Regions from separate parts of the Mus musculus genome. Here region 2 is linked to region 1. The links are chromatin loops, found by intact Hi-C in ENCODE. Cell type or tissue: left cerebral cortex. All regions are shown on one strand. Links, peaks and the distances in the headings refer to the core of each region. The heading gives the core; the rest is flanking DNA.

The links. A loop is a pair of places that touch in the nucleus more often than their neighbours do. Peaks named below come from ENCODE experiments on the same cell type or tissue, not always from the same donor. Only the 100,000 strongest peaks of a DNase experiment are listed, where the experiment ranks them.
Region 2: it touches region 1 in a loop (4-fold over the local background); 3 of 42 quality-filtered maps call a loop at or near these places.

Annotation. Positions count from the first base shown.
Region 1 is chr13:97,489,070-97,494,449 of GRCm38, reverse strand. Lncenc1 (long non-coding RNA, embryonic stem cells expressed 1) reads right to left here. Exons shown (of 2, transcript NR_110432.1): 2 at 1-45. Among named protein-coding and RNA genes, the nearest start is that of Gm41030, 35 kb to the left of the region's middle. In left cerebral cortex, for the core only: no CTCF peak of the experiment used is centred there; DNase peaks (open chromatin) are centred at 621, 905, 1,752 and 2,324; H3K27ac peaks cover 2,983 bases.
Region 2 is chr13:97,557,727-97,563,106 of GRCm38, reverse strand. It overlaps Gm5086 (predicted gene 5086), which reads right to left and starts at 3,107. Exons shown (of 3, transcript NR_046157.1): 1 at 2,901-3,107. In left cerebral cortex, for the core only: a CTCF peak has its summit at 574; DNase peaks (open chromatin) are centred at 697, 2,741 and 3,281; H3K27ac peaks cover 5,000 bases.

The DNA of each region.
Region 1 (5,380 bases), core at 170-5,169:
TTCTTTTGTCCTTAAGGTGCTTCAGTTCCAAGTCTGGTCAGGCTTCTGGAAGGTTCGAATGTTAAAAAAAAAGGGATCAGAGCAGTGGTTCTCAACCTTCCTAACACCACAGCCCTTTAATACAGTCCCTCATGTCGTGGTGACCCACCCCACACCCAACCACAAGATGATTTCATTGCTCCTTCATAACTAATGTTGCTACAGTTTTTTAATTATAATGAAAATATCTGATATACAAGATATCTGACACATCAAGGGTCGTGACCCACAGGTTATGAACTGCCGAGTTAAAATAACATATATGTGTTTTTGGGGGCAGGTCACAGATAAACCAAAAGAGACAGGGAAGTGCTTTTGTGTTATCCCGGTGGAAGGGACCACAGTGGAAGAGTGAACTAGGGGAAGGAAGTCCCTGATGCACAACCATGAAATCCTGCGCAGTTCCTTGAAAAGTCATGAGCTGGTGATATTAAACGGTAAACAGATGGCCACTCGTCCAGAAGGAGACAAAACCAGAAAGCTATTTTTGTTCTTTAAGCCTGAACTAAAGTGAAAGACCAACTGGATAGCCTTTAAGGCAAAGCGCTTATGTAACTTTTGGTCCACACTGAGCACTTTTAAGAGAAAGCCTCCCGATTTAACTATGAGGACGTGTTCACCCCACACTAGGGACCCTTCTAACACTTAGGCAACTAATGTAAAAGGTACTATCCACAAACCTTTAAGTATTAAATCACGGCTCAAAGGCTGACCTCTTCCAACACCTGTGCTTAGATGGCTTCATGACTGACTGAAATAGTCGGGCTTCCTGGCACATGGCAACCTTTCCATGAATGGTTGGGGAGCGAGAGGAGGAAAGGCTGAATTTCCCAATAATCGGTCCTTGGAAAAAATGCTCGCTGGCAGCCTTCGCGGCACGTGGCACTGGCACCACAGCACCACTTTAGCTGTAGTGAGCATACCTAGATGATTGCAGCTTGCATATTTCCGTGCTACCCAAGCAGAGCTGGAATGTGTGGCTCCGATTCATCTTCCAGCTGGAAGTGTCACAGAAGCGCGGCGGGGGGGGGGGGGGGGAAGGGGGGCTTCCAGCTTTTATGTATTGCATACTGCCTCTGCTTGGCCGAAGCTCCAGCCTCACGGTTTTATACATCACTTCGATTGTGTTGGGAGCTCATTGTAAGTAAGTCAGAGGGAGCCGAATCAATACCCACAGAATATCTCCGGCAACAGAAAGGCTGCTCTTGCTGCCCTGTGTGGCTTTACTGTCCCAGGAGGATCACAGGACCAGCAACTGGTAAAAGATGAGGAGAGGTTAAGAGGTAAGGTTTTAGAGACACTGGCATGATGACGCACAATGACATTAAGGGCCCTTGCCTGTTCCAGATAATCCCTCACCTATCTACTGAAAGGACCCTGGATGAAGAACTTATGAACCTGAAACTTTCCCCAAAGCAATGTGCATTTTATTCCGGAAGGCAGGAATCTGTCAGTTATCCAAATAGACATTAATTCCATTCATGAGGGTTGAGTCCTCCAGACCTGACACTCATACCAGGTAGTTCCCCTTCTCGTCTGAGCTCTCCATTCTGACAGGCCGCCTCACCTGGGACTAACTACCCTCTCAGATGTTTAAACGAAAGGTTCTATAAATAAGTAGTTCTCAAGTTTTAAGATATGTATCATTTTGAGTAGCATCACAGAATGTCACACCATCCTACTCCGCCCCGTCGGCCGCATGAGTCACATCTCATCCGAAGTCGAGAAACAGAGAGGTGAGTGCTCGTGTTCCGCTTCCCCGTGGATGGCGCTGCCCACATTGGAAGTGGGTGTTTCCACCTCCATTAATGCAGACTAGAAAAATGCCTCACAGATATGCCAAAGGTTTGTCTCCTAAGCGATCCGAGAGCTTGGAAAGTAGGAAATCAGTATTACCCATTACAATTGAAGAAGGAGTGTCAGTTCTAGGGCATTCTATTAAACTCTGGCAATTGACCAGGAAGGCACAACAAAATCATGAATATGTCAAGCTCAAGTAAGGATAGCGTTGACCCTACACATTCAAGGAGTGTCACCTTTCCTAAGAGGCTGGAGAAGCAGCAACCCCACATTGAGCTCCACACTGTAGTCAAACACAGGGAAAGTGACATCCCTACACAGACACCAAACCTGAGGTTCTTTATGTTTTCCATGGCTCATCAAACCTGTCTGTCTCTGACTCTTTCAGAATGTCAGCCGGTAATATAGAAATACTGAAAGTCCCCAAAATAGAGCCAAGCTGCTATTTGGAAGTAATATCTATCTTTGAGCCCTTCCCTAGGCTAAGCTGGCAAAGAGACGATAGTAATGACTGGATGGTCTTTCCGTAGAGCCCAGCCAGGGCGTGTGCATGGCACTTTGCCGACACCTTAGGCATGGCTTCAAGCAGCTTTGAAGCAGTAGAGCATTTCTGGGACAAGTGCTGCTTCTAGAAGATGAGACTTCTCCAACAAAACACATGCAGGCTCCTTTCTAGGAGGTTTGTCCAGAAAATCTCCTAGGCAAGTCAGGAGTATCTTAAACTGACAGGTGCTATTTATAGCCACAAGCCTTTTACCTGGCCCTAGGTCCTCCATCTTGACGTGTTTCCCATATAAATTGCTTTTCTCTTCATTCCTACACCTGCACCAATAACATAAAGATGCTCTTCAACAGAGAAATAACGCCCATGAAATTCAGCTAGAAAGTAGCATGCAAATGTAAGACATCATCGTGTTCATAGAAGACAGTTTTGCAGGGTAAAGTGTAAACTAAATAAATAGTGCTGTGTTCCAAGAGGCAAGACAGGAATTCTTTCTCATGTCTTAAGACGAAGAACTTTCAGTTGTCTTCTAAACAATGTTTATTACCATAAAAAGGGCCTGTAAATTAGCCTTCCAAACAGTCCTATTTATCCCGTGAAAATCCAGGCAGTGAAGCTGGAATCGATGAGCCCCCTTCCTGCCTCTGTGGCATTCTTCCCTTCTTTTCCCAATACTGTCAACAAAAGCGAACTGTCCAGCTGCTGGCAAGAAAACAAGCAGACTGAGAGAGCCAAGTCCTCTGAGAGAGCCTCCACTTTCTCACCTCCACCACCCCCAGTCCCACCTCCACAACCACCCCCTGAAGTGCCATGTCCTCAGACAGAACCCCCACCTTCACCCCTACATCCACTCTCTACATCCATTCCCCTCGCCTCCGGGAATCCCAGAGACTTCCGTTGCTTGCATGACATTTTCCTGTAATCATCAATTTTCATCCATTCCTACGCCATCCTTTTGTAACCCAAGTAAGGAAGAAAAAAAAGTTTATAAACATCCATGCTTCTATGGCTCCAAAGCAATTAGCAGTTCCATGAAGGCATGTAGGCAGCTTGCATTAAAGCATAACCAGGGGTCGGTGGTAGAAAGACAGAGGCGCAGGAGGAATTTTCTGGATAATAACGTGAGCGCTGCTGCAAAGCTCAGCGGCTCTAAGCTCCTGGCTTTTGGGGTAGAATTTGCACTGAGTCCACAACACAGACATCTCAGTCCTCAAAGTCCCCCTCGATGATCTTGTTAGGCTCTACCTATAAGATCAAGAACCAAATCACAGACTAGCCAGTATCAGTTTTCAAAAGCTCTCTTTAAAAAGAAAGAAAGAAAGAAAGAAAGAAAGAAAGAAAGAAAGAAAGAAAGAAAGAAAGAAAGAAAGAAAGAAAGAGCGGGGGGGGGGCGCTGATGGGTGATGCAGGACATTTTTGTAAATGGAAAATATTACATATACAGAGTCTGAGGCAATCCAAGACGTTTTAAACCAGAAAGCAGATGGAATACAAGCAATATAAATTAGTGTAACTGTATTTTGCTAACTGCACAGAGATTCTCACTCCAAACCAAACTTCTTCTCTCCAGCCTGTTGATTGCGTTATCTAATTGTTTTCCATTGACACTGCGTAGAATTTGGAGAAATGTTTGGAGTTAAAAATCAGAATCGAAAGGTCTAGGGAACACCAAACCCGGGGCCAAACCACCCACAGAGTACGGAACTAGGGAAAGAAGCACAGGAAATGCACAGAGTTGCTTCCATTGAAAAGCAATAATCATGCATGTGTTACATAAGCCAATTAGCAGAAATTACGTGTGTGGCGATGCCTAAGGAATGTCCTGCAATTAGGAGGCATATTAAGTACCAGATAGAAAGGTAAAATACTTTACCCTCAGTCCTTCCTGTCTTTGACCCAAACATGACCTCAGGCCTGTTCCTCAGCTTTTTAAAGCTTCCCATGCTGTAAGAGGCTGGCAGGTTCTTGGCCTTCAGTTGTCAAAAGTCAGAACCATTTTTAATCTTAACCCTGTCTACCCTCGGCTTCGGGAAAATTTGTCTAAATTAGCCTGATCGAGAAAATCAACTCAGCCACATGAGAAACTAAGCAGCCAGCTTAGGAAGGAGGACAGGAGGCTAGCACACTTCTTTTCAGCTCTGAGAGACAGAATCTGACGGTGACTTGTGAATCTGCCCCTTCTCTGTGCAAATGCTGAATGTGAGTTTGAGTGTGAGTGTGGTAGGGTCAGCAGGCTGTTGGTGGCTACATAGCCTGGAAACCACCCTCAGGGACATACCATACTCAACTCACACAGCTTACTCCCTGTCCTCTGGGACAGATAGACTTTGATTGCACAAGGAATCCATTCAGTGTCCCAAATTAGCCCTAGCTTGGGGCTTCTGGGATATGCCGGTTAGAGTCTGGGTGGGGATAATGGGATATAGATTCCCCCTCTGGATGCTGTCTCTCCTCCTGACCACATAAACACACATCAGCACAAGACTGCATATTTAGAACAACGCATAACACAGGTGTTTGCTGGATCCTTATGTTTTTCAGACAAAATATCCCTTCTCTCTTCCTCAAAGATGTCTTCATGCCCCCGGCCCGGGTTCAGATCTTCTGCCATATGCCACTAACAGGTAGAGAGGCTCGGGAAGGAATTTGCATCTGGAAGAACATTAATTTTGCGGGAAAGCAGAGGATGACAGCAGATATGGCAGAGACTTCTTCAAACGACAGGCGTCTGTTCCCTATAGCACTTGCACACATACTTACTGAACAGCATGAAGCAGAGTTGATGAGGCTGAGGCTGCAAAGATTACCGGAGTGGCCAGGAAAGATGCTTTGCATACCGGACACAGGAGGGCAGGCCCCTTCAGTATGAGTGACAGCTCAGTAAAATGAAGCTGACCTTGCTGACTCTGGGGTAGTTTAGCACCTGTGCCCTGATGTCATGGGAGAGGAAGAGAAGGATTAAAATTCCCCATCCCCAAGCTGGTGTGATGGCTCACCCTTTTAATCCCAGCACAGGCAGAAGCAGGGCTGTCTTTGAAT
Region 2 (5,380 bases), core at 167-5,166, 69 kb before region 1:
AGTGCTTAGGAGGGACCCCGATTTTGAATTATCAGTCATCTAATTCCTGGTTTTTTAAAAAAAAGGTAAGAAACTCATATAAAGTATAATAAAATATGTACTTATATCAATGTCTAGGATCACAGTCTGAAGTGCCTTGCTGGGAGAAGAAATTCCCTCAGAGATTCCATCTAAAAACACCCCAAACCCTTCTGATTTGGGGTTATGTACCATGCATCTTTATATAGCCAGGTTCCTTTCATCGTGTAGTATTCTCTGTACCAGTTAAGCTCCTTAAGTTTGTCTCCTTCCACTCCCACATTTGAGTAAAATGAGCACCTTTCATTGCACTGTTCATCTTATGACTTTGGCTCCTGCCTGTCACATCAAGCTAGGGACTTCCTTGGATAGAAGTGACAAGCCAATCTGTCCTTCAAGTCAAACCACAAAGGCATTTACACACAGACTACATCAAGCTCTCTTTAGAATTCTTTTCCACCAGTGCGACTGTGGATCATGTTCGATATTTGAAGAGTCAATATAGGAAACAGCAGTCATAGAGCTGGCTGTTATTATCCATTGTCATGCATAGCCCTCATCAGGCTCATGGCTTTGATGTTGGTTCCCCAGTTGGCGGTGCTATTCAGGGAGCTTTTAGGAGCTAGGACCTAGGTAGCTGAGTCAGTCACTAAGAATAGGCACTGAGGCTCTGGTACCACAGATGTTTCCAGTTAGGCTCTGGTCCCTGGTCTTTGTGAGATGAACGGCCTCCGCCATGTGCTCCTGGTCATGAGCTGAGTGACTGTGCCACGCTTTTCCTGCCATGATGGAATGAAACTATGCTGACCCCAAATAAAGTTGCTTCTATCAGATACTGTGAGTACAGCAACGCAAACTTAGCTGCTGCCAGTATCATACCATAACACACTCAACAAGTCCCTCTTGGAGCTTTCCTCCTTGAAAACCAGAAGCTTTCAAAGGGAATGGTCGCTCATTCAGCATTTCTTGTATAGACTTCATGGTTGTTTCGCTATTGGTTTGGTTTGGTTTGATTTGGTTTTCTCTTCTTTCCTTTCTGCTTTGGCTGGCAGGGAAGTCAGCTTTGCATTAAAGCAGTGGAGTCCCTCAGTCTATTTCTGATATGATCATCTCTCTGTTATAGTACCAGCCCTCATCCTGTATAAATCCTCTCTGGGGTCTCAATTTGCATTTAAATGTCTATCGGATATATTGAGTCGATTTTGAAAGTGCTCACTAAGTAGTAAATATAAATAAGTCTTTGGGCTCTTGGGCAAAAGGAAGACCAGGGACATATTTACTTACTCATCTGGCAACCCTGGGTAGAACTCCATGTAGGCCCTGGGCTTTCTTTTTACTGCACGCAGACTAAACAACCTCCAAGTATCTTCTCCATCCAGTGTTCCCATAGTCTCTCATTTGAGGACAATGGGGTTTAACTTTTAAATCATGCACCTGTGGAACAGCCTAAAAAGCTCTTACTTTGGAGCACGTGCAGCCAGGCGCTCACGCTCTCCACTCTGCCTCAGAGAAACCGTGCTGAATTTTTATTAGCTCCATTAAAAAAAAAAAGTTGAAATCTATGGTATTGCACTCGTCATCTTAAAATAAGATGCCAGAGAAGTTTTGTGTCTGAAGAGTCTTGAAACAGGTTTGACCTTGGCCTCTGTAAACTCAAGTACTGTCTGCAAGCTCGCCTGCATAAAGCCATGGTCCTGGCTACAATACTAGACCCAAGAAAACCCTTTGACAGTTTCCCCAGCACTGATTGATTTTCAATACATGAGAACCAACCCACATATACCTTAAAGGAGGAAATCAGCCTTAAGCTACTGCCTGGCCCTGGGAGATATCACAGCCTCGGGATCCCTGTTCCCCTCTGGCTTTTTTTCTGGTGTGCACAACCTTGCATCATCTGTGAAACCTGTTTTCTTACTTCTGTTTTCTTACTTCAACATCTACTTCATACAAGATTCAAACTCTTAAACCGAGCTCTCCTTTGACTGAACTGAATTCCCTTGGAGGAATTACCCCAGTGTCCAAACAGAGCATCACTTAGTCATTGGGCAATGCTCTCAGGAGACAGGACAAGGTCCAGAGAACAGCTGCATATCTGTGACCTACTCCCACACAGGGCAGTACACTCATACCTGGGCTTTCTCCAGACAATAACTGTGACTTCCAAAAGCCCAGCATCCTCAGCTATATCATGTGGATGATGTAGAGGCAATGTTATTAAATTACCTTCTAATTAATTGGTTCTCAGTGTTACCAAGACAGATTGCTAGTGGCTGAGTACCTTGATTCTGTGATTTAGTTATTACCCAGTCTAACTCTAAAGAATTAAAAGCATCTGCAAAGTCAATATGGGAAGGCATGTGACCAGCACTTAGCCATTGTTAGTCCAGGTTCTACACATGCCTGTGCTTCTGTCATAGGTTAAAGGTGAGAATGCATGACGACAAACTAGAAAATCTTTACAACAGCCATCTCCCAAGAGTTGACAGTGCTCTTTATATAGAAGCCCTTCCCTAAATACTGTCTGGTTGGAAATGGTGTGTATATTCAGGTATATAGAGAGCTCACACGAAGCCCAACATCCTACTATATCCACTTGAATCCATTCTCAGGCCTCGGTTTGCCCCAAGTCTTCCCAGCCCAAGCTGTGGCTTCTGTATTGCTAGGCACTCGCATTCTCCACTCTGCCTCAGAGAAACCATGCTGAAAAAAAAACTGTGTTGAAGTCTATGGTGTTGCATTCGACATCTCAAAATAAGATGCCAGAGAGTTTTCGTGTCAGAAGATTCTCGGAGCCGGTTTGACCAGAGCCTCTGTTAAACTCAGGTATCATCTGCAATCTATGGGTTGATACAGCAGGTGCTTCAGTCTCTCCTCAGACTTACCCAACTCATCAGAAGATCTCATTTGCTGTGAGGCAACTCTTGGTTCAGATGAGCTCACCCCATGCCTCATCCATCATCACCTTTCCTTAGTGAGTTCTCTCACATCTCCGAGTCCCTTCAGAAACACACCTCGACCTGAGCTCCTGTCCCCTCACCTCTGCAGAAGTTTCATTGGACTGTCTCTTCTCTCTAACCTTCAGAACTTATGTTTTCTCTTCCTTACCAACTAATACTGCGGATGCTTTCTGTCCCGTTCTGAAAATAAATTTCCCTTGGTTCAGCTTCCCCTTGCAACCACAGCCGGCTCTCTGTCCTTCTCATGACGAAGCTTGCCACCTCCTCCTCTGTTTCGCTTCCCTTTCTCCCTTCCACACATTGCCATCTGTCACCAGCCTCCAGCTCTGCAGAACACCAACTCTCATAAAGGTTACCCGCAGCTCTCTGCTACCCGGCCCACGGGTGTATTTTTAATTCTTAGCCTTCTGCTGTACTTGGCCTTGATCCCTATGCCCCACAGTCACCTTCCACTGTAGTCCTCTGGTCTCCTGGCTTTTCTTTCTGACCTCCCTCTTCCTCTCACACGTGCTCCAACTCCTCCACAAACGCTCATCCTACCTCTGCTTTCATTCTTTTCCTTCTGCTCGCTTTCCTTGGTCTCAGTGCGTCTCACAGTTTAAGCATCTTCTTTGACGTTTGACGTACAATTTTATAGTCTGCTTCTCCTACTCTGAACTATTTATTAAACCTTTAAAAAGTCACTTTACAAACTTCTGCTCCCTTACCTACTCAGGGTAAATGATATTGAGGGCATCAGTAAAGATCCCCCTTTCATAGCCATTGATCCAAGCCTGCACAGGACTTAGCCCTGAACTGATAAATAGTAAGATCAACACACGACAGCTATTGTTACCTTCTTATTGCCTTTCACTGTGACCTGAGACTGATCTTCTCTCCTGACTTCATCTCATGTGCTTGCTCCATGATCTTGAGCTTCCCATTTCCAGTCCCCGATGCTCCAGTCCATGCCTCAAGCCACTTTCTAGACACCTCCATGTGTCCACAGGACCTCAAGCTCCTCACTTACCATAGGCTGAGCTGGGTCACTCATATGTCAAAGCCTCTTTAAAAGGGAACTGTCTTTGGAGACAGGGCCCTAATTAATCCGATGGATGGCCTGAAGAGGAAATGAGGCAAGGGGCAATATCAGTGGTGTATTCACACCGTGAGAAGACCATAAGGAAGAAAGGCAAGTAGGTTGCCATTTTCAAGCCAGAAGGAAAGGCTTGACTAGCTCCACTCAGGACCTTGATCTTGAACTTAGAGTCTTCAGAACAGTGATCTTGAGCTGTGTAGAAAGTGGCTATTCTGTCAGGATAGTCCTAACAAACAACTACTGTCTTAGGGTTTTACTGCTCTAAACAGACACCATGACCAAGACAACTCTTATAAAGGACAACATTTAAATTGGGACTGGCTTACAGGTTCAGAGGTTCAGTCTATTATCATCAAGGTGGGAGTATGGGGGTATCCCGGCAGGCATGGAGCTGGAGGAGTTCCTCTTCTTGCTCCAAAGGCAGCTAGGAAAAGACTGACTCTCACATGGTTGGGAGGAAGGTCTCATTACCCACCTCCATAGTGACACACTTCCTCCAACAAAGCCACAAGGCTACATCTCCTAATAGCACCACACCCTGGGCCAAGCACATTCAAACCACCACAACTGCATACTCCAAGATGGCATCTCGGCATCTTCTTTTAAACGTGAGCCCTTTGCTTTGCATTCCCCTTCATTGCTCCTCAAAACCCACGTTATCCAAGAGCCTGCTGGTTTTGATTTTGGAATAGCTCATAGCCTGTGTGTCACCTTTGTTAACTCAGAGCTATCTGGTCTTTCATCTGGTCTGTTACAATATCCTCATACTTGATGTATGTCTCTCTCTGCTGCATTTCTCCACTTGAGTTCACCCTACACAGCAGCTGCATTAATCACTCTGAGGCACGGCCCTATTTGCAGGTGCCTTCAGCTGATTCTTTATTAGCTTCCCACTGCCAGTCTCTTAGTCAGACACTGAAACTACCCGCAGTCTGACTTCAGCTTATCTATCTGCCTAGGATCTGCTAGTAAACTTCCTTGGGCTTTTATTTAGTTGAATAAAACAACTTACTGCTCCTGGGAAAGGGCTCCCCCTCTCTGATGATTCTCTTTTCTTTCTTGCCACTCAACAGCACTAAGCATCTTCTTCCTCTAATTCCAACAACAGAAGGTCTTTGCATTGAGTTGATGCATTGAGTTGATGGCTTCAGGACAGACTGATATGCCATCTGTGTGCCATTCTTATCTCTCCTCAGCTGCAAACACAGAGGCCCAGTGCCCAGCATATTCCGATCCACACACAGGGCTTCCCCAGCCTTGGCTGAATGGGTAGCAAGGGCATGAAGACAAGTGACCTTGATAGTCTTAATCTTTTATCACAAATGAG